Regions from separate parts of the Homo sapiens genome. Here region 2 is linked to region 1. Evidence: chromatin loops called from intact Hi-C (ENCODE). Cell type or tissue: dorsolateral prefrontal cortex. All regions are shown on one strand. Links, peaks and the distances in the headings refer to the core of each region. The heading gives the core; the rest is flanking DNA.

Evidence for each region. A loop is a pair of places that touch in the nucleus more often than their neighbours do. Peaks named below come from ENCODE experiments on the same cell type or tissue, not always from the same donor. Only the 100,000 strongest peaks of a DNase experiment are listed, where the experiment ranks them.
Region 2: a loop joins it to region 1, with 2.6 times the contacts of the local background. A loop is called at or near these places in 3 of 110 quality-filtered maps.

What each region holds. Positions count from the first base shown.
Region 1 is chr11:47,103,152-47,110,795 of GRCh38, reverse strand. All of the region lies in intron 3 of CSTPP1 (centriolar satellite-associated tubulin polyglutamylase complex regulator 1), which reads right to left. Among named protein-coding and RNA genes, the nearest start is that of ARFGAP2, 70 kb to the left of the region's middle. In dorsolateral prefrontal cortex, for the core only: no CTCF peak of the experiment used is centred there; DNase peaks (open chromatin) are centred at 1,191, 2,415 and 3,835; H3K4me3 peaks cover 1,327 bases; H3K27ac peaks cover 4,702 bases.
Region 2 is chr11:46,917,034-46,924,159 of GRCh38, reverse strand. It overlaps LRP4 (LDL receptor related protein 4), which reads left to right and starts at 5,610. Exons shown (of 38, transcript NM_002334.4): 1 at 5,610-5,832. The coding sequence starts at 5,781. RefSeq lists enhancers at 3,185-3,684, 3,685-4,186, 4,881-5,385, 6,549-7,126 and silencers at 5,446-5,675, 5,686-5,865, 5,876-6,045. In dorsolateral prefrontal cortex, for the core only: CTCF peaks have their summits at 3,941 and 4,143; a DNase peak (open chromatin) is centred at 5,554; H3K4me3 peaks cover 1,223 bases; H3K27ac peaks cover 3,863 bases; H3K27me3 peaks cover 429 bases.

The DNA of each region.
Region 1 (7,644 bases), core at 1,109-6,108:
GTTGCAGACAGGAATGCAGTCTTTTTGGGAACTGGAGGCAGGCAAGAATATAATAAAGGCTAGATGAAGATACCCAGGCTGGGCTTTAAACTGCTTTAAATTGTGCCAGTTTCTTCTGGCAACTGCCCTAAGGAAAGCAAAGCCAGGCACCACCCAGTGGAAATCTGGAAGTGGGCATACTTTGTGGCATCAATTATGCCAGTTTGGCCAGGAAGTTTGTAGTACTTGGTCTCTATGACCCTGACCTAACCTACTCAATAAGGGGCAGTTTAGTCTGAGTCAGAAGAAATGAAGAGCGACTCGATATTGTGATCTTTGACTTAACGTATTCAATTTGTAATTAAGACCATTATTAAAATCAGTATAAGAAATCATGTCTTCTCATTCCATTCCTCAAACTCTCTGTCTGTCTGCCTTTACTATTTCCTGATAGTAACCATGGATATTTGCTTTAGAAGTTCTTAATTGCTACATTCTTAGCTACTTATTTAGTCAATATACTAAGTGTCAAAGGTATGCCAGGGACTGTGCTAGATTCTGGGGAAACAGCAAGGGATAAGACAGATAAAAATCCCTATTTTCATGGTACTTACATTCTAGTGTGTATGTGTGGAGGCAGTGGTTGGGGAGACAGAGAATAAAAAGTAACAAAGAAAGAAATACTTTTAGGAAGTGAGGAGAGCAATGACATAAATCAGGCAGGGTGGTGTGATACACAGTGACTGAGGGTGGGACCACATGAGATGGCTGTGCCAGGCTCATCTTTGAGAACGTACCATTTGAGCTGAGAACTCACCAGATGAGAATCAGCCAGCCATGCAATCTAGGGAAAGAAGGAAGGGCAAAGACCGGGAGATGGGAATCAGCAACAAGAGTGTTTTGCTTCCCGCCTCTCCATTCTGCACACAAATGCTATTTCTCTGTCTCTGGCATGTTGCAATCTAGCATGTTAAAGAAATTGCTCTATGATGCCTAGGAAGGGAATAATATTAAATGAAACAGAATTCCAAGCCTTACCAATTACTGGAGCTACATACTGCCATGGGGGAGGGTGGGGACACTGAGGAAAGATAAGGCAAGGGCTGTGGAAGCTGCCCCAGGCTGCCCCATTTCACTACTGTGGTTAACTGGCAAAGGAGTCCATGCAAATGAGTGCAGGATGTCCAAATCGCAGCACTGTTTCACACATCATCATTTCAAGTCACCGACTGACAGGATTTAGCACTCTGTGTCTGGCAGCAACCAGCAGTGAAGCAGAGAGAATTCCACTGGATTATCCAAAGCATCTGACCCGCAAATGAGGAGTGAGCAGAACATTTTTAAAAAACAACTCTTGAGTGGTTCAGTGAGCCAATTTGACATCGAAGAGAGACACACAAACATCCAGCCACCTCTGAGGCAAAAGGTCAATTTCTTCTGCTTGTCCTCGGTCCTCAGAATCCAAGTTACTGATGTGAGCTCTGTCCCTCATTTTCCTAGCCAAAGGGGTAGATGTGAAGCACAGACAGGCCAGATACAGTGTTCTGGGACAACACACCATTGTCTGAATCCAGAGAGCATCATGGCTACAGTGGACGAGAGTAGGCTCAGTGGGAGAGGCTCAGGGAACATCAGAAGTGCAGGGCCTGTCTTTTGAAGATAAAGTCTGGCTAGATCAGCTTTTCAGTGAAAGAAGCCAAAGTCTGCAGCCAGATCTTCATTTTTGGTGAGCCCATCACAGATTCCAGGTTTAGGATGAGGGGCTAGAATGAAGGGAAAAGGCCAATTATCACCCTATAAGAAGTAGATAGGCTAGGGGCGGTGGCTCACGCCTGTAATCCCAGCACTTTGGGAGGGTGAGGTGGGCGAATCACTTGAGGTCAGGAGTTCAAGACAAGCCTGACCAACATGGTGAAACCCTGTCTCTACTAAAAATACAAAAATTAGTCAGGCATGGTGGCCGGCGCCTGTAATCCCAGTTACTCAGGAGGCTGAGGTAAGAGAATCGCTTGAACCCAAGAGGCCGAGGTTGCAGTGAGCTGAGATTGTGCCACTGTACTCCAGCCTGGGCGACGCAGTGAGACTCCATCTCAAAAAAAAAAAAAAAAAAAAGTAGATAGTACTGAACTGTCCCACCCTTGTGGGTTTCTGAACTTTCTAATTCTCCAATCAAGTCCTGAGACCCTCCTGCTCCCCATCCTTCTCTCCTCCAAGCTCTTCTCACACAGCTGTGAGGTAAGATTTACTAGATGGAATGTGTTTGCAAAATCTGTTTTGTTCACTGTAACATGTTTATCAAAAAAGAAAAAAAAAAGCCTGTCCCTTCTCACTATTTAGTTTTTGGTGACTGCCTTTTGGGATCTGGAACTGGATAAACAGATGGACTTCACAGAAGAAATCAGGCGAAGCGCCAGGGTGTGTATATATATCTTAGTCTCACTGTATATACGGCAGATAGCCCTCGTGCAAACAGCTGTGCTGGTTTTGGAGGAAAGTGAGGGGACAGTGTCTCCTGGATGACAGTGCTCCCATTGCTCCAAGGTGTACCTCCCTGTGGTGCTTTGGGCTATAGGATGCCAGACAGATTCTAGAGTTCTAACCTCAGATATATGACCCTGATTTCATTTTCTGGCCTCTAGTTGTGGTAATTAAGGGTTGTGCCAGATCCCAAACTATTGCTAATTATTCATACTGGGTTTGCTATAAACGAGTGCTGAGTATTTGCACTGTGTATAGTGATGAGTACCTTTGCAATATACTGGATGCCTCTATTAAGGGGATGCCCAGGAGGGGTATGGTTTTGAGCGTCTGTGTGTGTGTGCGCACATGCGCACATGCAGAAGTTGTGGAAGGCCTGGACTACTGTATTTGCCTGGCCACAGAGAAGTATCACTGCCAGGGGAACAAGGTACAGTGATTCCTCATGTGCAGCACGCTGCTGCCCCAAGGGAACTGGGGGGGAATTGTACCGAGCAGTTTCCCCCTAATTTTTTTTTGCCACCTTGTCCAGTATAAATCTCTATTGCAGGGGTGGAGGTGGAGGAAGTAATTCTTTCTTAATTCAATGTGCTTCAATTCCCAGATATGAACAAACTTCAGAACATTTTAGGAGAATCTTCTAATAGAAAAAACATATTCATTTGCTTCACAGAGTAGGTTTCAGGTGGATGTCTCCTTCTCTCCTGGACAAACTCCTTGAAAAAAAACCATGAAAATAAAAGGCAATACTGTCCAAACAGGAAACTGGTGCCAAATAGAGGCAAAAAACCAAAGCAAAACAACTCCCTGAGATAGAGTGGACTGCATTCATTAGGTTCAGGTAGCTCAAAAGACAAGAACATTAAATAATTAGACTCCAACAGATCAAGGTGCTGTAGGTAATGGGACCTCATAAGGACAGAACAAAAGATCCTGTTTCTAACAAAGGTTCTACAGACCTTTATACTACAGTGAGCAATGAGTGAGAGGGATGCTGCCCAGGAAATGAAAGGACTCAATCGTTCCTCTTCAGTGAGCGGAGCCCAGGAGGAGTGTTCCAGGGCGCTCTCACAAACACTCTTTAATAATACCATCCAGAGCCTTTGATTCAAGGAACATGCTGAAGAATAAACAGCCTATTAATCTGAGTTTTCTGGTGTGCCTGAGTATACAAAGCAGCAATGAACTAACCCCTTGGCTCTTGCAAACATCCCGACTGCACACCATCCGCTGCTCCACTACACAGCTCAGCCCCTCCTTCCCCTGCATGCAATTTGCCCCTGGAAAAGCTTCAAGGTTTGGGGGTCCTGATGGTTTCATCTAAGGATGCTCAGGCCAAACCCAGGGTGCAAAGAACGGGAAACAGCGTATCCTTGTTTGGCCATAAGAAGGCACAGCCATGTGACCAGGCTCAAATGAGAACTGTGTGGTAGTGTGAGTGGGTAAGGAGACAAAGTCATCAGTCTGCCTCTTTCTGAGCCAAGTTGACAGCCACAGGCCTGGGAAAGGAAGGCCCAGTTTCAATTGCTTCCTAGTCTTGGTTACCTTGGTGGCAGGAAGGGCTCCTGCATGGGTGGGCTTTGGGTACCATTCTGTGGAAACATTCCTGGGCATTTTGCCTAGGTAAAAATTACCAAGTAAGGTCCCTGAGTTTTCTTTCTTTCTTTCATGTTCTTTTCTTTTCTTTTTTTTTTTTGAGATAGGGTCTTGCTCTATCACCCAGGCTGGAGTGCAGTGGTGTGATCTTGGCTCACTGCAACCTCTCCCTCCTGGGTTCAAGCAATTTTTGTGTCTCAGCTTCCCGTGTACCTGGGACTACAGGTGCGTGTCACCACGCCTGGCTAATTTTTGTATTTTTAGTAGAGACGGGGTTTTGCCATGTTAGCCAGGCAGGTCTTGAACTCCTGGCCTCAAGTGATCCGCCTGTCTTGGCCTAGGTCCCTGAATTTTCAAGGAGAAAAATAGAAGAAAGAGAAATAGCTGTTTCACTTTCATCCTTTCACTAGAAGTCCTTCTTTACAAACAATCAGGTGTAGCTTTTGTGATAACAACAATTTGATCGGTTCTCCTTCCCACCCCTAAGACAAAGTACAATGATAGTACTTTAAGTAATAAACCAGGCGTTCAGTTGTTGAAACAATGTAATTGAGGCTAAGATCATAGGCTCAAATCAGCCATGGGAGCGGTTTCCCTGTGTTCCATGGTCACTGACCTCATGCAAGGTGTGTGCTTAATCATAAAAGGAACTAGTGTGACAAGGTGGATAAATCAGTATCATGGCTATCAACACAGACTGGGTCATGCATACACACACATATTCTCAAAGCCTAATCCCTCTGACCCCAAATTTATATATCAAGGAAAACATATTTAATGAAAGTTTCCTTTCTAAAAATAATTTCAAAGAGGCACTTTGACTTAAAAAAATTAATTCTAAAGCCTTCTGATTCTACTTCCAGGGAACTACTTTGTGTTTAGTCCCTTGAAACTGGAGGACACACATCTTTGACGAAAAGGAGCAGCACAAAAGCTTGCATTTTATGTGCTTGGCTCTGAGATGATACCACAGAGGGTAGGAAGTAAGAGCATGGGCTCTGCAGTTAGACAGATCGAAATCTGAGCTCCTCTTCTGCCACTTGCTGATGTGTGATCTTAGACCCATGACATCAAATCAGTGAGTTTCAACTTCCTCATCTGTAAAATGGGAATACCTTCATGGGATTATTGTGAGGATTATATAACAAAAATGTTTAGTACCATGCCTAGGACACAGTAAGTGTTCAATAAATGATAGCTGTACTTACTGTTTCTTTTAATTAAAAAAAAATTTTTTTTTCAGAGACAGAGTCTCTGTCTGTTGCCCATGCTGGAGTACAGTTGTATGATCATGGCTCACCGTGGCCTCAAACTCCTAGGCTCACGTGATCCTCCCACCTCAGCCTCCTGAGTAGCTGGGAATACAGGCTACCACGCCCAACTACTTTTAAAATTTTTATTTATTTATTGTTTTTGAGAGAGGTCTCCCTATATTGCCCAGGCTAGTCTGGAACCCCTCACTTTAAGTGATCCCCTCACATCTGCTTCCCAAAGTGTAGGGATTACAGGCATGAGCCACCATGCCTGGCCCTTGTTACTCTTTGAATCCTCTAAATAATAGGCACAGGGACTTAACTGGTGGCTGGCAGGCACATGAGCTACATGAAATGGGAGTTTCTTCATTCCTTACCAAGCTGGGCTTAGATCCTCAAACCATCCTTCACTACACTGGAAACAAGTGTTTGGGTTATCTGGGGTAACTGATGGAAGGGCAATGAGAGATCAAACCCTGGTACTCTGGAACTTCATTTTGATTTGGGAACTGCAGGTTGACCTGGAGAATTCCCACCCCAGATTCTGGCTTAGCAGATATAGCCTTTTCCTAGGCTTCCACCTGTTGAGACAAACAGATGTAAACTGAACACAAGAGGGGTTTGCAAGCACAGATCTGGTATCAGACTGCCTTACCCTGCAGCATTCCTGGGGTCATAAAATGACAAACATTTCAACACGCTGGATCTAACCCTTCCTGCCCTGTAACTGGGGCCTTATGAAACTGCTTCTTGTGATTAGAGCCATTGGTACCTCATACCAAGGCTGTGAGGTGGACTTCATTAATATTGATGAGCTGCAGCTCGTTAACCTCATTTGATGTTTATTTACAACCATTCTTCTCATATGCTAATGAATGACACTGGGCTCTTCAGATAGAAAGGAAAGAACTGGACCCTCTCTGCCAGCATCTCCTTGGCAAACTGCTGTCCCTTGAAACAGAAGTTTGCACAGAGGGAATGAAGCCAAATGTAGGGAATGCAGCAGAGAGGACAAAATGATGTGAAAAGAATGTCTGCAATGTAATGGGGGAGAGAGAAGCCCAGCTGCTGGGGCCACAGTGTGACTGAGGTTTGGTTACACCCACCCAGTGGCTAACAAAGAGAAGCTGAAGGGCGGGGAACTGAGGAACTAAGAAAAGGACAATGTGTTAGATTTTGAAATTGGAGTATTGGGGGTGGAGATGAGTGGGCCCCATGGGTGTCAGGGAGCTTGAAGGCCTCTCTAGGATTCATTCCACTTTCTTCTGTGATCTTAAGAAATCAATCGGCAGGGAATTGGGGTGGATTTCTTTAAGGCAGTAAAATACCCATAGCAATGAATGCTTATCAAATGCTTGGCTTGGAGAAGAGTGCTCATTGTCGCACCATGAAATGGGTAAGTAGGGAGAAATAATCTCTGATTCTCTTTCCTCAAAGTTATAGGTTTGTATATTAAAGAATAGGATGATTAAGCAAGGAAGAGTCAGAGACTGAGGAAAAAATATATCTTTAAATATGGCCATTATCAGGCACAGTCGCTCATGCCTGTAATCCCAGCACTTTGGGAGGCCAAGGAGGGAGGATCACTTGAGCTCAGCAGTTTGAGATCCTGGGCAACATAGTGAGACCCCATTAATTAAAAAAAAAATTAGCAGGGCGTGGTAACACATACCTGTGGTCCCAGCTACTCAGGAGGCTGAAGCACAAGAATCGCATGAACTCAGGAGGCAGAGGTTACAGTGAGCTGAGATAGCACCACTTTACTCCAGCCTAGGCAAGAGTGAGACCCTGTCTCAAAAAAAAAAAAAAAAAAAAAAAAGGCCATTCTATTGTTTCAGGGCTGCTAAGCAAAACACAGGTCCCTTCCAAATTCCCCAGTATGTAGCAAGTCAATTTTGGATCATTCCATCCATTCTGAGTGTTTGAAAGAACTAATAAGACATATGAGAAAGGTGGAAGGAAGAATATGTTGGATATATGAAAGTTTATTAATACCAGCAGCAAGAGCAAACTTAAAATTTCTTAAGTACTTCAGTGTCAATTCCCATCAATTTTCTTGACTTTGATTCTGTACATTTTTTTTTTTTTTTGAGACAGGGTCTTGCTTTGTTGCCCAGGCCAGAGTGCAGTGGCATGATCTCAGCTCACTGCAACCCCCACCTCCCAGGCTCAAGCAATCCTCCCACCTCAGCCTCCAGAGTAGCTGGAACTACAGGTATGTGCCACCACACCAGGATAATTTTTTTGTATTTTTTGTAGAGATGAGGTCTCACTATGTTGCCCAGGCTGGTCTTGAACTCCAGGGCTCAAGCGATCCTCCCACCTTGGCCTCCCAAAG
Region 2 (7,126 bases), core at 1,431-6,430, 190 kb after region 1:
TTTTGTATTATTTTTTTTTTTGGCAGAGATGAGGTTTCACCATGTTGCCCAGGCTGGTCTTGAACTCCACCAATCCTCCCACCTTGGCCTCCCAAAGTAGTAGGATTACAGGCATGAGCCACTGTGCCAGACCATGAGTTATATTTTTTAAAAAGTCACTCTGGTTGCTGTGCAGAGAACAAATTATAAAGGGGCAAGTGTGAAAACAGAGAGGCCATTTACATAGATGCTTCATTCATATTTGTTATCAAATGAGCATTTATTCATTGATCTGTTTACCCCAACATTCTGAATATATCTTTACTGTTAAAAGAAGCAAGATATACTGAGCTATTTGCTGCAGAGACTCTATATGTGCCCGGTGTGTGAATATCAGGCTTCTAGGAGATGAAAATGGGCCAGAAAGCCCCACCTATCAGGGTGTGCCCCAAGTTAGGCCAGGGATCTGAATCAGCCACATGCCCCAGATCCCGACTGGAGAACCACTGCTGAGCTGGAACATGAAAAATATTGGCACTAGAAATGATGGTGTGGGCCAGGCGCGGAGGCTCACGCCTATAATCCCAGCACTCTGGGAGGCCGAGGTGGGCGGATCACAAGGTCAAGAGATCGAGACCATCCTGGCCAACATGGTGAAACCCCGTCTCTACTAAAAATACAAAAATTAGTTGGGCGTGGTGGTGCTTGCCTGTAGTCCCAGCTACTCAGGCGACTGAGGCAGGAGACTCACTTGAACCCAGGAGGTGGAGGTTGCAGTGAGCCAAGATCGCGCCACTGCACTCCAACCTGGCAACAGAGTGAAGCTCTGTCTCAAAAAAAGAAAAAAAAGAAAAGAAATGGAGGTTTTGAGGGTTTGCAATTTAAAAAAGCACAGAAATGCAAATGACACTATTCTCTCAGGCTTTCACGCTTTCACTGTTTCTGGTCTTCAGTAGTAGCCCCCTGAACCTAGATAAAAGCAAATCTGTTGCTGAAAGTTAGTAAAACTTTTCCTTACATTCTATGAGGTCTTTCCTGGCTCAAGGCCTTTGCACACACTGTTCCTTCTGCCTGGAAGGCCTCATCCACTCCTAGCCTGATGGCTTTTACTCAGCTTAGGTGTCAGTGCCTCTGGCAGGCCTTCCTCGAACCCCCAAACCTAAGTCCAGTCTTTCCTTTCATAGAACCCTGTACTTTTCCCTCAAAGCCTCTAACATTTGTAACTTCAAATTCATTTGTGGGAGCATTTTTTAAATGCTTCTGCAAACTTGCAGCCCCCTTCAACCATCAGACTGTAAGTTCCAGGGACCCAATATATTTATTTGTTCATCATTGCCTCAGAGTGCCTGGCGCATAATATACCCTTTATAAGTAGTTACTGAGTAAGCGAATCCTGAAATTAAGCCTCTCTAAAGCAAATAGGTATAGGATTCTATTAGTCCCCTTAGCTGTGCCTTCTCTTCTAAAGTTTTAAGAACTGGCCGGGCGCAGTGGTTCACGCCTGTCATCCCAGCACTTTGGGAGGCCAAGGTGAGCGGATCACTGGAGACCAGCATGGACAACATAGTGAAACCCTGTCTCTACTAAAAATACAAAAAAAAATTAGCCAGGTGTGGTGGTACATGCCTGTAATCCCACCTACTGGAGAGGCTGAGGCACAAGAATTCCTTGAACCCAGGAGGCGGAGGTTGCAGTGAGCTGAGATCAGGCCAACCTGGGGCCCAGAGGCAGAGACTGCAGTGAACTGAGATCAGGCCAACCTGGGGCCCAGAGTGAGACTCCGTCTCAAAAAACAAAAAACAAAATAAAACAACAACAACAACAACAACAAAAACTTATCTCCATTCACATTGCCTTCAACAAGAAAGTGATTCTGGAAATAAGATAGAGTAATTCTTTGCAGTCTCATGTTTTAATCTTTTAAAGCAGTTTCTCAACCTTGGCACTATTAACATTTTGGGATGGATAATTCTTTGTTGTGGGGGATGCCCTGCTCACTGTAGAAAGTTAAGCACCATCTTTGAAAGTTAAGCACCATCTTTGGCCTCTATTCATTAGATGCCAGTAACATCAACTCCCCAAAATTGCCGGGTGCAGTGGTGCACACCTGTAGTTCTAACTACTTGGGAGGCTGAGGCAGGAGGATCACCTGAGGCCAAGAGTTCAAAGCAGCAGTGTGCTGTAGTTGTGCCTGTGAATAGTCACTGCACTCCAGCCTTGGTAACAGTGAGACCCTGTCTCTAAAAGAAAAAGCATGGTGGCTCACACCTGTAATCTCAGCACTTTGGAAGGCCGAGGTGGGCAGATCACCTGACATCAGGAGTTTGAGACCAGCCTCGTCAACATGGTGAAACCCCATCTCTACTAAAAATGCAAAAATTTGTCGGGCATGGTGGTGCATGCCTGTAATGCCAGCTACTCAGGAGGCCGAGGCAGAAGAATCGCTTGAACCCGGGAGGCAGAGGTTGCAGTAAGCCTACATTGCACCACTGCACTCCAGCCTGGGCAACAGAGTAAGACTACGTCTCAATAACATAAAACAAAATAAAATAAAATAAAAGGGAAGAAGAAAAGAAAGAGAGAAAGGGAGAAAGGGAGGGAAGGAGGAGGAAAGGAAGGAAGGAAGGAAGGAAGAAAGGAAGTCTTTAGATGTTGCCCCATGCCTGCCAATTCACCTGTGGTTGAGAACCACTGTGTTGAAGTGTGAAACTTCAGGCCTTATTCTCTTGTAGAAGAATTACATATAGAAATTCAGGTTGTTGAATGATTCCCGGGTTATAAGAGAATTCTACCAACCCAGTTGGATCAAAATAGTGCCCACCCCTATCTTGTTTCCGTAGCACTCCCTGCGTTTCCTTTGAAAAGACCATTAGTGATGGTCTAATTCAGGGAAATATTCTGATCTTGGGAAGAAAGAATGCTGGGCTGTTCTAGAAAGATGAAGGAAAGGGGTGGTGTTTCTGAGGAAACCAACGCCTCTGAGACCCCTCTGGAATTGGCAGTCCCCTACAACTTTTCTAGGGGCATGTCCCAGAGGACAGTGAAAGGGAGACAAACAGCCCATTCTGGCCTGCTTTTCAGGATCTCTCACTCCAAACAAGAAAGTCTGAGAGGCCTGGTAAAAATAAATATGGCTTAGTACTCCTGGCACAAGAGCAGTCTCTGACAGCCAAGACTTAACTCACCCTAGGGGGTGACCCAGACAGGGACTATGCACGAAGCTAGTTTCTTACCCATTGATATTCCCAGTGACTCACAGCAGCCAGGGATGACTCTGTGCACCAGAACTGTGCTGAACCGTGGAGAAGGACTTGGGATGCACATAGGAAACAGTCTCTCAAGCTGAGTCAGACAGGGACAGCCCGCCTCTCGTTTCTTCTCCAATTCCAGAAAAACAACACAAATCATGCCTCTGGAAAGGAACCTGTCCTTTGCATACAGAGTGGAAACTGTTTATAACTTCTTAATCCCCTGACATTGAAAGTATGGGGACTGCCTATCCTGGATTTCTTTGGGACAACTGTACTGGCTCTACCACAAGTCCCTAGTTTTCAGCTGGAAAAAAATATGGTCTCCAGAATCCCAAGGTCATTCCCAACAGATTTAAAAGCAAGTCTTCGGCCAGGCAGAGTGGCTCACGCCTATAATCCCAGCACTTTGGGAGGCCGAGGCGGGTGGATCACCTGAGGTCAGGAGTTCGAGACCAGCCTGACCAACATGGAGAAACTCCGTCTACGAAAAATACATTAGCCGGACGTGATGGCGCATGCCTGTAATCCCAGCTACCCTACTCGGGAGGCTGAGGCAGGAGAATCGCTTGAACCCGGGAGGCCGAGGTTGCAGTGAGCTGAGATGGCGCCATTGCACTCCAGCCTGGGCAACAAGAGTGAAACTCCGTCTCAAAAAAGAAAAAAAAAGAGCAAGTCTTCATAAGCAACATATATGAAACCCTGAGACCAACCAAACCTGCATTAGGAAATGAGAGGTGGGAAGGAGGATGCTGGGGAATCAGCCTCTACTTTTGACGTTTTTTCCTCCTTGGATTTTAGGCTGTGGTAACTGATCGAGGCCAGAAATGTTGACAGTCTTGCCTAGCCCCAAGATCATGTAAGCCTGACCTGACGCTACTGCCGCCTTCAGTCAGCAAGAAGAACTACACACCCAGAAAATGCTTCAGTAATAGTTACCATGGTGATGCTAGTTCAACCACATTGCATCTGGATAAAAATTTCAGGCAAAACGATATAGAAAACTACTGCCTAACAAGGAGTTAACACCTTACATCTTTTATGTTGTTGTTGTTGCTGTCGCAAAGTATGGTTCATGTTAGCTTTGGTAAAAGATGGTAATTTGAAGTGAAAGTACTGAAAAAAACAAGCAAGGATGAAATGTCAATGTATCCATTTAGAGAAATCTAATAACCACTTTGCACTATGCCAAATTACTTTCCCCTCAGCTAACAGGGGGCATTTGGGTCTTCCTGACTCTATTTACTGGTGAGGAAAGTGAGTTAATGAAATCCATAGATGATCCAAGCCCAAGAAATGCTGGCATATCAGCTGGGAGGGAAAAAAGCGATATACTGGGCCATCAGAAAGTTGGGCATTTGGGCAAAAGGAACAAAACAAGATTCAACCTGGAAAAATGGAAGGTGGTGAAATTAATCCGTATTATTAATATGCATTAGGGAGAGTAGACCACAAAAGGAAGGAAGACTAGAGACAAGTTTATGATTTTATGCAGTAAATCAAAAGTTAAATCTGAGGGAAGGACCTACAGACTGGGGCTGGAAGGAGGCTGAGGGCTTTGTGGGAGTGCAGCTGCCCATGAGGACTCCTTTCCTGACCCCCTCCCTTCCTTGTCAGGATCAGAAAGTCAAAGAAGGTGAAGAGGCTAACAACAGTGATTTACAAAGACAGCAAGGAGGAACTAAGTCTGTATGGGCCGAATCTGGGCCTCTGAGCTGGAGCAACAGGACCCAGACAACCATCTCAGGAAATGAGTGAATGAAAAGGGGCGGGGGGGTCGGTGAATTATTTAGCCCTAGAACAACGCTGCCTAGACCGGGGGAGGCCAGGGAGAAGAAAATCTCCGAAAAGGAATTTTGACAGTGAGAACGCCAGTTAAGATACAGCACTCCAGGCCCCCTGATGTCCCTTGTTTGATGTCAATAAAGACCCAAGAGGATTATGCATCCACAAGCCTTGCGTATTCGCAGACATCAAAAAAGTCTGGACTTGGGGCCGGTAGGCGGGGGCAGGGTCACGTCCAGGCGACTTGGGTCAGCTCAGGTGCTCGTCTGAAGCATAGAGCTGGAGTGAGCGGGGGCGAGACTTGCTGCTAGGATAATTTTTTTTTTTTAAGTTAGGGAAATTTAAGCAGTAGTAATAGCGACAGGGAGGGGGCTCTCTCTCGGGCCAGGAATGTGGGGGCGGCCTGAGGAGGAGCGGGGCCCCGCGCAGGAGGCGCCGGCGGGTGGGGTCGGGGGACCAGGGAGCCGGGGCCGAGGGCGGGAAGGGGCCGGGCCGGCGCTGGGGGCGGGCCCAGGCGCGGTGGCGGTGGCCGGGGCTGCGGCGCGGGGGGCGGGGCGGTCGGGCCCGGGACACCCCCTCCCGGTCCCCTGGCGGGGCAGCGTCGGCTCTGGCAGCACTGGAGGCGGCGGCGGCCCGAGGGCGACTTGCGGGGCGCGCAGGCCGCCGTGCACCCGGGACGCTTCCCCCTCGGGGACCCTCCGCGGGCTTCTCCGCCGCGCCGTCCGGCGGGAGCCGGCGGGACCCCGGGCGAGCGGCGCGGGCGGCACCATGAGGCGGCAGTGGGGCGCGCTGCTGCTTGGCGCCCTGCTCTGCGCACACGGTAAGCGGCGCCCGCCGGGAAAGTTTGTCCCTGGGTCCGGCCGCTGCAGGACTCGCCTCCCGGGACCTGGACGGCGCGGGCCGGGGCCTGAGACCCCTCGCCCTCGCTCCTAGCCGTGGCCCTGGGGCTGCGTGCAGGGGAGAGGACCCGGAGCGGCCCCGGCTCCAGCAGTCCGAGCGGGGGCATCAGCGGAGGCGCTTCCGCGGGTTCGGGTCTGGGCCGGGGCGCGGGTCTGGGCCGGGGCGCGGGTAAGGTCCGGGGCGTTCGTTCGCTCGCCCTCCCTCGCTGCTCTTTCAAGAGCGGGGGCTGCTTCCCTTTCAGGTTAGGTCGGGGGCTCTGTGTCCTTGGTGCGAATGAATGCGTGCGAAGAAAGGGAGGCGGGTGAGGAGGGTCGCTAAACCCATAAATTGTAAATAGCCCTCCTTCCTGGGGCTGGGGGCTCGGGCGGGTTGCGGAGAGAGGCCCCGGTAGAATCTGGTACTTGGGCACCGGGATTCCTCTACTCGGAGAACGATTCCCGGACTCCAGGTCTTGCTCCCACCAAGGGGCTCTGGGGCACTGTTTGCGGGCAGCATCTCCCCTCGGCGGTGTTTCGGGGTCCCTCTCTTGGCTGCGGCCAGTCAGCTTCCAGCCCTGGATCGTCCTAAAGGGAGGTGGTTGGAAAGGGGGCTGAGGAGGAATATAGGGAAGAAACTGCTGGAAGGCTCCCGCAGATCTGCCCTGGCTGGGGTAGGGGGGCAGGGGGCCGGTAACCCTGAACCCCAGAAGGCAGCCGCCGGGCCCTCGCGGCAGGGTCCCAGCCCTCGGGGGAGCTGGACGGCTGCAGCAGGACTCCTTGGTGCCCGTACCCCCTGTTGTGTGGGACTAGGGCTCCGATGGAATCTGCTTCTCCGCGGGCTCTTAACGACCCTGGGTGCACCCCGTGATTGAGCAGCTTTCCCTAGTTTGTGCCCAGAGATCAAAGAACTTTGATCTTTGAACCCCAGCCCTATTCACCCATCGCTATTCATCGTGGCGGGAGTTCCGAGTCTCCCCATTTGCCTCGCAGCCCCGATGAAGGGAGCTGGGGCTCAGAATGGAGGGGTCTGGAGACCCTGCCTGGTCTTTTACCGGTTCTTTCTTTCACGTAGGACAGCTCGTGTGGAAAAAGTCAGTGCAGATTTCCGAACTTGCCTGGCAGGGCGTGGAGATGTCTAGGCACTCGTTTTAAAGATTGGTTTACCTCCCAAATCCAAAACAGAGTTTTCATGTCTCTTATTTAAACTACCTGTGGGTTTTCAGGGGCTTTTTTCCG